Regions from separate parts of the Homo sapiens genome. Here region 1 is linked to region 2. A link is an interaction called in ENCODE POLR2A ChIA-PET data of the cell type or tissue named here. Cell type or tissue: PC-9. All regions are shown on one strand. Each heading gives the region's core, and the rest is flanking DNA. Links, peaks and the distances in the headings are about the cores only.

The links. Peaks named below come from ENCODE experiments on the same cell type or tissue, not always from the same donor. Only the 100,000 strongest peaks of a DNase experiment are listed, where the experiment ranks them.
Region 1: POLR2A ChIA-PET joins it to region 2 with 5 read pairs; 3 of 35 experiments call an interaction of 5 or more read pairs at or near these places.

The regions. Positions count from the first base shown.
Region 1 is chr6:136,754,657-136,760,039 of GRCh38, forward strand. The region is part of intron 1 of MAP3K5 (mitogen-activated protein kinase kinase kinase 5); the gene reads right to left. Among named protein-coding and RNA genes, the nearest start is that of MAP3K5-AS2, 27 kb to the right of the region's middle. In PC-9, for the core only: no CTCF peak of the experiment used is centred there; no DNase peak of the experiment used is centred there.
Region 2 is chr6:136,604,825-136,610,207 of GRCh38, forward strand. MAP3K5 (mitogen-activated protein kinase kinase kinase 5) reads right to left here. Exons shown (of 30, transcript NM_005923.4): 19 at 385-542. Among named protein-coding and RNA genes, the nearest start is that of MAP3K5-AS1, 22 kb to the right of the region's middle. In PC-9, for the core only: CTCF peaks have their summits at 3,543 (motif pointing right) and 3,747; DNase peaks (open chromatin) are centred at 1,883, 2,637 and 3,537; H3K4me3 peaks cover 365 bases; H3K27ac peaks cover 1,702 bases.

The DNA.
Region 1 (5,383 bases), core at 90-5,089, 150 kb after region 2:
ATCTGCAGAAAAGGGAGATTGATCAAAGGTTTTGCATGGGCACAGTAAGATGTCCAGAAGAATGCTTCGGGAAGAACAGGACACCCACATGCTGGACTAGAGAGGAGCAAATCTGCAGAGGATGCCTCAATGGAGGTCCTCGGCAGCCTAGGGAAGAATGATGTCAGTGCAGATGGAACAGAGGAAACGGGGCTGAGGCACGTTCCTGGGGTCCACTGACAAGATCTCGATGCTTCAGATGTTGGGGAAACCATTATTCTATTCACGCAGTTGCCCATTCCAGAAATATGAGGTTGTCGTCTCCTCCTCAATCCACTGAATCATGAAGTCCCATCAATTCTACTTCCTGCTGAGTCCATTTACTCCTCTCTATCTATATGGCCCATCTGGTCTCCTAACGCATGCAACTCCACTCCATTCGCAACACAAAATTCATGTTGATCTTTTTAAAAATGCTAAGCTGATAATGGCATTCTCTTACATGAAAAAAAAACCTTTAATGGCTCAGAAAGAGGCTGAAAACCCTTCACTTTAGTCTCTAATGCCCTGCTTAGCTGTGTTCCTGCCTCCCTCTCCAGCCGCATCCAGCTCCTCTCTGCTCCCTGGCTTCCTCCTAGATCCTCATGCACAACTCAGCTCTTCCCTGTTTCCGCCACCCCAAGAAATGCTCCTCACTCTTCACCTAGGCCCTCAGACACAGGGTCTCCTCTCCCAGCCCTCTAAACTTCCCTTTGAGCACATAATTTGTAATTCAATAGCTGGAAAGCAGCCATGGTGCAGTGGCTCATGCCTGTAGTCCTAGCACTTTGGGAGGCCCAGGCAGGAGGACCGCCTGAGCCCAGGAGTTCAAGATCAGCCTGGGCAACATAGTGAGACTCCGACTCTTCAAAAAATATAATAAAATGAAATAATTAGCTGGGCATGGTGGCACACGCCTGTGGTCACAGCTAAGAGCCTGGGAGGTCAAGGCTGCAGTGAGCCATGATCTTGCTACCACACTCCAGCCTGGGTGACAGAGCAAGACTCTGTCTCCAAAAAAAAAAAAAAAAAAAAGTTAAAGTTGAAAAGCTACTTTTTAATGACAATTTCCCTAGACAAGTGCCCTCTGCTCCAGGCTAACCGTAACCATACAGGCTAGAATAGTATCTTGTATACAGAAGGCACTCATTAGATGAACAGATGAATAAGAAGCAAGGAGTCAAAGATGACACTGAGGTTTCTAGTCAGGGTGACTAGAGAGAAAACACTATCACTGGTAAGCAAAGGGGTGTAAGTTAAAAGGAAAAAATTATGACATTAAAATTGGAAGTTGAAAAATATGTTCAGCAGATTGATGGAAAAGTAGAAATGGAGCTAAGGAGAGAAGAATGGGCTAGAAATATGTACTTGAAAGTCACTGTCACACTTTGGGAGGCCAAAATGGGCAGATCGCTTGAGCCCAGGAGTTCAAGACGAGCCTAGGCAACATGGCAAAACCCCGCCTCTACAGAAAAAAAAAAAACACTACAAAAATAAGCCAGGCATGGTGGTGCATGCCTGTAGTCCTAGCTACTGGAGAGACTGAGGTGAGAGGATCACTTAAGCCTGGTAGGCAGACGTTGCAGTGAGCTGAGATGGTACCTCTGCACTCCAAACTGCATGACAGAGCCAGACCTGTCTCAAAAAAACAAAATGCAGGTCACTTTCATTGAGCTGGGCATGGATGCTATACAGCTAAGTCAGAGTGCAATGAAATGATCTCTCTGAATATGTCTTTCCAACTAGACTAGAAGCTCCTTAAGGGTATTGCCTTTTTGTTGCTGTTGTTGTTGAGACAGTCTCTCTCACTGTCGCCCAGGCTGGAGTGCAGTGGCGCAATCTCGGCTCACTGCAACCTCCGCCTCCCTGCAACCTCCGCCTCCCGGAAGGGTATTGCCTGTGTTGTACTCATCTCTTTATCATAAGTGTCCTAAATAATGAAAGAACAATTCTTCAAGAGAAAAGGAGTGGTCAGCCCCTTTACCCTCCTGTCAAGGAAAATTAAGCCTGAAGGTCATACTATTGGATGCTTAAAGGCCCTGCCGATTCATCACAAGACAGTTTCCACAAACTGATGGGAGAGAGACACTTGCAAGGCTTAGGTGAGTAACATGAGTCACTTTTTCTAGATTATCAGAGCATTGTCAGCACTGAGGGGCTGATGGCCCGGTGCATGTGGATAAGGTCTCCTTTTCCTCTTCCATCTCATTAGGAAGACTGACCCCAAGACTCCAAGAGACACTTTCTCAAGTGTGCATAGGCTTTCTCTTCAGAACCACACGAAGCTCAGAAGCAAAGCTCATTTTGGCTTTCCAGTATCTCTATGGTTTTCCAGCAAATCAAGGTGAACACCCGAGAAAACTCAGGTTTCAGTGCTGCAGTAGAAATCGATAGGAAGACTTTGGCCTGCTTTGGTTCTAGACCATTCAAGTCATCTAGCCCAGGGAAGGTGTCGTAGGGTTCCAGCCTGGCTCACCAGAGTTTTATGCTGGGACGTGGGGCAAGAGCCACGTGCAATAATCAAGAGATGCTTTGCCTTGGTTTATTTTCTGACTACATACCTACCTCTAGGACTTTTCAAGAAAATAAGTTCCAGGGAAAGATTGTGGTATTCCTTAGCAACCCAGCCAAATACAACTATAACAGCATCTCAGTTTCAACACAGTTTACAGGAAGTAAGAGAGTCAGGGCTGGGTCTTTGGAGAAATAAGCTCAAGGGAGATGTTTCTGTGTTGGGAAGCAAGAATTTATGAGCTGTCTGTCTAGTCAGATAGCATCACAGATTTGTAAATAATGTTCATAATAATTAGCAAGATTCCTTTCTATTACTGTGTTTACCAATTGGAAATATGAGAAGATCAACAGACATTAATCAGAGAACTCATTTTATAGATTTATTTATTTATTTTTTATTTTTTTTTTTTTTTTTTGAGACGGAGTTTCGCTCTTGCTGCCCAGGCTGGAGTGCAGTAGCGCAATCTTGGCTCACTGCAACCTCCACCTCCTGGTTCAAGCGATTCTCCTACCTCAGCCTCACAAGTAGCTGGGATTACAGGCATGCGCCACCACACCCAGCTATTTTTTGTTTTTAGTAGAGATGGGGTTTCACCTTGTTGGTCAGGCTGGTCTGGAACTCCTGATCTCAGATGATCCACCTGCCTCGGCCTCCCAAAATGCTGGATTCCAGGCATGAGCCACTGTGCCCAGCCTCATTTTATAGATCTTAGAGGCTTCTTTTCATAACTGAAATATCTGAATATATTTTAGGGAACACAAAAATAAAACCATTTAAAGTGGCAAAGTGGTAATAGGAGAGTTATATAAAAGTATTAGAACTAAATAGCCTTTCTGTAAATAATTAAAACTTATTTTAATACCAGCACCCAATGCACAACTTTTGCTAAAATATTGAGAGTACATTAGGCACTTTGGTAATTTAGGAACAAATGCTATTTTGATTTTACTTTCTCTTAGATACACTGCAGATCAATGTCATCATGTCATACTAAAATTTAAGGTTCAACAATCTTCATGCCTTTTAAAAGTAATCTTCTTTGCCCTGCAAATTTGTTCTTATATAATATTTTAGAGCACTAAAAAAAATTACATAACAAAGCCTTGCAGTTTTTCATTTTTATTATTTTGACTAATTTTTATCCTTTAAGATGTTCCCATGATAGAATTTTTAGTCTCATAACTTTACATATGATGAAAACTGAACGAAAATGACAACAGTCTCTGAATTTACACTGCATTTATACCTCTCAAGAGACATTCTTCCAGGACTTCAAATTCATAAATATATCTTTCGTTTCCCATTTTTTTAAAAAAGCCATGGGCCTTGCCCACCCCCTCAACCACTTTCAAGTGGCATGCCAAATCATTTTTGCAGTGTGGGCAGTCAATCCAGATCTAGATTCTTAGACTTCAGAAGCAAATCCTCTTTACCCCTCCTTTACCTATGGATTAGAAAAATCAATAAAAGAGACTAGCAGGAAGCAAATGACAAATTCATAAGTGAAGACTCTGTTTATACTTTAATAATTTACAAGGAATCAATTATTAGGTATCAGTGTATTCTGCCTTGATTAAAACTGTTAGTCTATCCAAGAAAATAAAAATGTATTTTGAGTTTTTGCACATCTTACATTCACAGTAGGAATCCTGTTTCTGCCTATGTTTCTATGAGTCAAACCTGTATTAAATATAGACTTTTGGCCAGGCATGGCGGCTCACGCCTGTAATCCCAGCCCTTTGGGAGGCCGAGGCAGGCAGATCACTTGAGGCCAGAAGTTTGCGACCAGCCTGGCCAACATGGTGAAGCTCTGTTTCTATCAAAAATACAAAAAAGTAGCCAGGTGTGGTGGCAGGCACCTGTAATCCCTACTCAGGAGGCTGAGGCACAAGAATCACTTGAACCTGGGAGGTGAAGGTTGCAGTGAGCCAAGATTACGCCACTGTACTCCAGTCTGGGCAACAGAGTGAGATTGTCTAAAAAAAATAAAATAAAAGAATAGACTTTTGAAAGTAAAATGTTACTCTATATAGCCTTACTTATTCATTCAAAAAATATTTATTGACTAAGTATTATGTGCCTGAACATAGGCTGAACAATACAGGCAAAGACGAACAAGAAGTTGATTCATGAATGTACCATGTTCCTATAAAGATAAAAAGGCAAAAGTCAGTAACAAAAACCCACATTGTAACCTAAGAATAATATGATCCTGAGAAAATCTTCAAAGAAGAAAGCTTCCTAAAATAACCTTTATACTAAAACTATATATATATATATATATATATATATAAAGTTTGAGACAGAGTATCACTCTGTCACCCAGGCTGGAGTGTAGTGGCACAATCACAGCTCACTGCAACCTCTACATCCTAGGCTCGAGCGATCCTCCCACCTCAGCCTCCTGAATAGCTGGGACTACAGGCATACACCACCACATCCAGCTAATTTTTTCTATTTTTTGTAGAAACGAGGTTTTTGCCATATTGCCCAGGCTCATCCCAAACTCCTGGGCTCAAGCGATCTGCTCACCTCAGGATTATAGGTGTGAGCTACCGCACCCAGCCCTCTATTTTTTTTTTTTTTTTTTTTTGGAGCAACATGGCTGTTTATTTCACCTGGGTGCAGGTGGGCTGAGTCTGAAAAAAGAGTCAGCAAGGGTGGTGGGATTATCATTAGTTCTTATAGGTTTTGGGATAGGCGGTGGAGTTAAGAGCAATGTTTTGGGGGCAGTGGGTGGATCTCACAAAGTGCATTCTCAAGGGACCCAGCCCTCTATTTTCAAAGAATAGGTTCTATCTAATATTATCATGGTAAATATCCATATTAGTTTAAGAGAGAAATGAAAAT
Region 2 (5,383 bases), core at 53-5,052:
TTATTAATTTTGGTTTAATTCCTAAATGGATTATAAAAAAAGTTCTTCTATCTTCATTCACGGAAAATTTTCAGACTGTTTCCCAAAGGGCTTAAATCATCTTCAGTATAGTCATGTGTTATTTATACTGCGTTGTTAAAAGGTGGTCAATGGAAGTTACATTGAATCTCACTTTATAGCTGAGAAAACTAAGGCACAGAGAGATCCACTGTGTGAGGCACCAGCGCTGGTTCTAACCGAGAGAGAATCTTCTTGACCTTTAATGTGTTCTAAGTTGTGTTTACTTAGCACCCTTTATCTAAAAAAATATGACACACACACACAGAACATCCAACAGCTATAAAAAGCTTTATCCATTTGTTTTTAAGAGAAATGAAGTGTGACCTTGAACATAGCTGCTTGTGGTTCTCCCAGTTCATAAAATGGGGGTTTTCCTGTGGCCATTTCAATGATTGTACAGCCCAGAGACCAGATGTCTGCTGCTTTTCCGTAGCCTCTTGGTCCTTTATCTATTATTTCTGGTGCCATATACTGGAGGGTACCTGGAAACAATTCAAACACATTTCCATTTTAAAAAGATAAAACAGAAGGGTATCTAATGACAGTTTTTCAACAGAATTTTTCAACAGAAATGAGACAACTGTAAAAACATGATTCAAGTCCTAATATCGTTTGTGAGTTCCAGTTTTCTCTGCTATTAATAAAAGTGGAAATAGCAGTTTTTATAATGGATTTCATCAGTGACATAAAAATACTTTACCCATATTATCTGGTTATGAATAGGTACGCTCTTATTCCCTAGACAGTGGAGTATAAGTGAGGCATCATTTCATTGGGCTTCTTAGAAACTTCTAACAATTAGTCTTTTGAGAACAATAACATCAGTACACATTTCTTGAAGTGCATGAAGACTGTTATTATGTAAACTTCTAATCTTTTCCAGAAGAGAATATAGTTCATTCATCCATTTCCTTAGCTCTATCTCTATTTTTCAGTTCCTAAATTGAATGCTTTAACTCTTCTGTTTTCATTCTTATTTCTTAATCATGACAGCATAAAGATTCTGAAAGCCATTGTGAAAATTAATGCAAATAAATTTCTGGTGTGCCCTATTCTGTAATCCAAATATACATGACTCCTGCTGCTGTCTGTGGTCCATGGACTAACAGGTTTAAGAGATCAAAGACAGGCCATGAGCCATCCATATAGACACATAATCAGATACAGTGACTAAGAATAAAGTGAAGGCCGGGTGCGGTGGCTCACGCCTGTAATCCCAGCACTTTGGGAGGCCAAGGCAGACGGATCACGAGGTCAGGAGTTTGAGACCAGCCTGGCAAACATGGTGAAACCCTGTCTCTACTAAAAATACAAAAATTAGCCGGGCTTGGTGGCGGGCACCTATAATCCCAGCTACTCAGGAGGCTGAGGCAGGAGAATCAGTTGAACCCAGGAGGCGGAGGTTGCAGTGAGCCGAGATCACGCCACTGCACTCCAGCCTGGGCAACAGAGTGAGACTCTGTCTCAAAAAAACAAACAAACAAAAAGAATACAATGAAAAAGGGAAGAGCTTTAAGCCTGCATGGAATCAGAGAGGTGGAGAGTGTGGTATAATAGAAAGAATTAAGTGGAGGGGGCCACGAGCCCTTAGTCTGCTTCTGGCCTAGTATACCCCAGGTAAACACTTAAGTACAACTACCTCATTAACCTAAATGAGAGGCTGGATTTGAACTTCGAATACCCCATAAAGTGGTTTCCTAAAGTCTAGCAATGAGTCAGGAGCATGAATAGAAACATATCACCGCATACCCTGCTTCTGATATACAAATAATATAGTCAGCAAACAAGAACTCATCCAAGATGCCATGTTGAATTACTTCAAATTATGAGGTGTTTGCCAAAAGAACTGCTTCAGATTTTCTGATTCATAACCAAAGTGACAGACATTTTGATAAATACAGATGACACCTTTTAGGAATGCCTCATGCATGGTTTTAGGTGAAAACAATTGTGTAAAATTCCTGCAAACTGTTCCTCTGAAAAGCACTATCATAGGTGAGAAATGGACTATTGTTTACAAAAATAAAAGTGTATCATTTTTGTTATGTATTGCAGTCTTTCTAGGTTTATCCTGCAGACCTTATCACTGCATAGCAGTAGTTCACGCTAACATACAACTGCACATGTCTGCTCTCAGAAAGCCTTTCACCTGGCCAAAGACAAGGCAACCATGCTCCCCAAAGACGCTCGCCCACCTTTACTACAAAATTGGTATGATTTCTCTTCATTTGTAGCTTTTCCCCAAGTGATAATTTTGTATGATTTAAATAAGCTCAAATGGTCTTTTCGAAAATGCATCGAAGCCTACCACCCCCTTTTGTTGTCTCGGGGCCTAGAATAGAATTAATGAGAGAATTTAAGTTGTACTAATAGCTAAGTGGGAGTTATAGTGGATCAAAATTTGGAAATTTTTAATTTTTAAACATCGTAAATTAGACAATTCAAGTAATGTCAACAACAAATTATGCAATATTTGATTTGTCAGATAACCATCTGCCAATTGTGTTTAATTATCCCCCACTGAGCAAGTGCCAGAAAAACAGGTTGAGTCATGTGTTCTTATCTGCTCCTCTTTTTACTCCACAAATACATGACACATAATATTTTAAACAAAGCAATTTACGAAGCTGGATAATGAAGATGAGAGCCAACCTGAACACTGGCTTAAGTAAAATCAATGAGAGTATTTGCTCTAAAACTCATACCTCACATATCTGCATTCTAAAGTTTTTTTAAAAAATTGCTTTGAAATATCTATTGTAGAATTTCTTTGCTGCTGCAACTACCCAGGGAGGTGGTACAGCTTAGTGGTTAATTAAACTCTAATGTCACATTTCATTCATTCACTCATTCATTTAACAGATCCACACTGAGGACCTACTATGGGCCAGGCACTGTTCTAGGCACTTAGAATACAGCAGAGGAGAAAACATATAGAAATACCTGGGCTTATGTTTTTGCAGTAGAAGCCAGATGATAAATTATCAGCACAGTAAGTAAATTATACAGCATGTTAGAAAGTGACATGTTATGACCAAAAAAATATAGACCCGAGTGAAGAGGATCAGCAGGAAGGCTGCCATGGTAAATAGGGTGTTCATGGCTGGTCTCACTGCAGAGGTGGACATCTGCGTTGAGACTGGAAGAAGGTAAGAAAGTTACCCATGCAGACAGCTGGGGTAGCGGCAGGAGGAAAAGCCTGTGCAAAGGCCCTGTGATGGGACCCTGCCTGCTGTCATGGAGGAAATGCAGGAAGGTCCACGTTTCTGGCTCTGAGTAAATAACAGAAGAAGAGTAGGAAATGGGGTCTGAAAGGGAACAGACTCCGAATCAGGTCAGAGCCTTGTCCCCCACTATGAGGGTTCTGACATTTGTTTACTCTGAACAAAAAAAAAAAGCAAGCCACTGAGGGCTCTGAGCAATAGGACTTGGTTTATGTTTCAGAGGGATCACTCTGGCTGCAGTGCTGAGAGTAGACAGTAGGGGGCAAAAGTGAAGCAGGAGCACAGTTGGGGAAGCCACCGAAAATGCAGGTGAGCGATGAGAGTGGCAGCAGCAGAGGTGGTGAGAACCGGCCCAATGTTGGACATGTTTTGAAGGCTTCGTGGACGGACTGGGTTGGAGTGTGAGAAAAGAGAAGTGCCCTGGATAACAATGTCGGGAGTGGCTGCCAACTGGGACAGAAGAGTGTGCCGGGGACAGGTTTGGGAGAAGATAATTAATTCCCTTTGGCCTGTTAAGTCTTGCTTGAGTCTCAGCTCTATTACCAACTAGCTTTGTGACCTTGGGCAAGTTATTCAACCTCTTTGAACCTTCATTTTCTCACCACAAACTGGGATAATGATACCTAATGATTAAGGCTGATGTATGAATTTCAATAAAACAACATATGTAAAGCACTTAGTGCAGAGCAAGGTAACACAGTAAGCACTCCATAAATGGTGATCACTGCTGCCTTTTCCCTCATCAAAATCACCAAAAGGTGATGCAGACCAATTTATTGACTGAGCACCTGGGACTAACCCACCTGGGACTTAGTGACCACCAAGTTCACGTTTGAAGCCTATGATGTGCAGGGCCCTCGGGACCGGTGCTGGGGACAGATCTATACATGTTAGTGACACACGTCACTCTTACGTGACACCAGTGGAAGAGGTCCAAGAAAAGGGCTCTGTGAGGACTGCTTTCCTACAATTCCTTTGGAGATTTTACAAAAAAGATGTTCCCCAGATTAGTAGCAGAAGATACTGTGTTAACATCCTGTCCCACAAAGTGTGTGAAACGAGGGATTTTCCTCTCAGAAATTACTGAGTCTTGACAGCACTGAAACTGCTGCTTGCCAAGTTAAGAGTAAGAGGAAAGAAATGTAAAGACATTTGAAGTTATTAATAGGTCAGAATTTAGTTTTTTCAAAAAAATATATTCAAAATGTGTTTAATTCTGTACCCTAAAATATCCATTGCCCTGAGGTGGGAGCTGGGCCAGGGGTATTGCTGACTGAATGCTCTAGGGAAAAAACTTACACAGAATGTCTCTCTCTCCTCCTGCAGGAAGGTAGAGAGAAAGATGGACTAGAGCCAGAAGGTAAAAGCAAAGAGCAAACAGTAGATACAAAATCTGAGTTCTGGCTAGGCGTGGGGGTTCGCACATGTAATCCCAGCACTTTGGGAGTCCAAGGCAGGTGGATCACTTGAGGTCAGGAGTTTGAGACCAGCCTGGGCAACATGGTGAAACCCTGTCTCTACCAAAAATACAAAAAATTAGCCAGGCATGGAGGTGCGTGCCTATGGTCCCAGCTACTAGGGAGGCTGAGGTAGGAGAATCACTTGAGCCCGGGGTAGGGGAGGTCACAGTGAGCAGAGATTACACCACTGTACTTCAGCCTGGGTTACAGAGCGAGAACCCATCTCAAAAGAAAAAACAAAAACAAAAAAACAGTTTTGCCAGGCATGACATCCTAGATACTTAGGAGAGTGGGGTGGGTGGACTGCTTAAACCCAGGAGTTCAAGACCAGCCTGGGCAACATAGCAAGACCCAGTCTCAAAACAAAAACAAAAACAAAAAACCAGTCTGAGTTCTATCCGGTACACACTGCTGTGACTTCTGACTGCAATGTCACTTCTCTCCCAGGTAATTTCCTCATCTACAAAATGGAGGTACTCCCACCTACCTCACAGAATTGAGATGGGGCCATGTTGCTTCATATTAGACCAAAGATTATTCATGATCTTTTTCTCTTCCCTTCCCCTTACCCTTTTTTTTTTCCTGCTAAATTTCTCTCTATAAGAAGAACTTAACACTTCATGAGAATTAGCATGATGG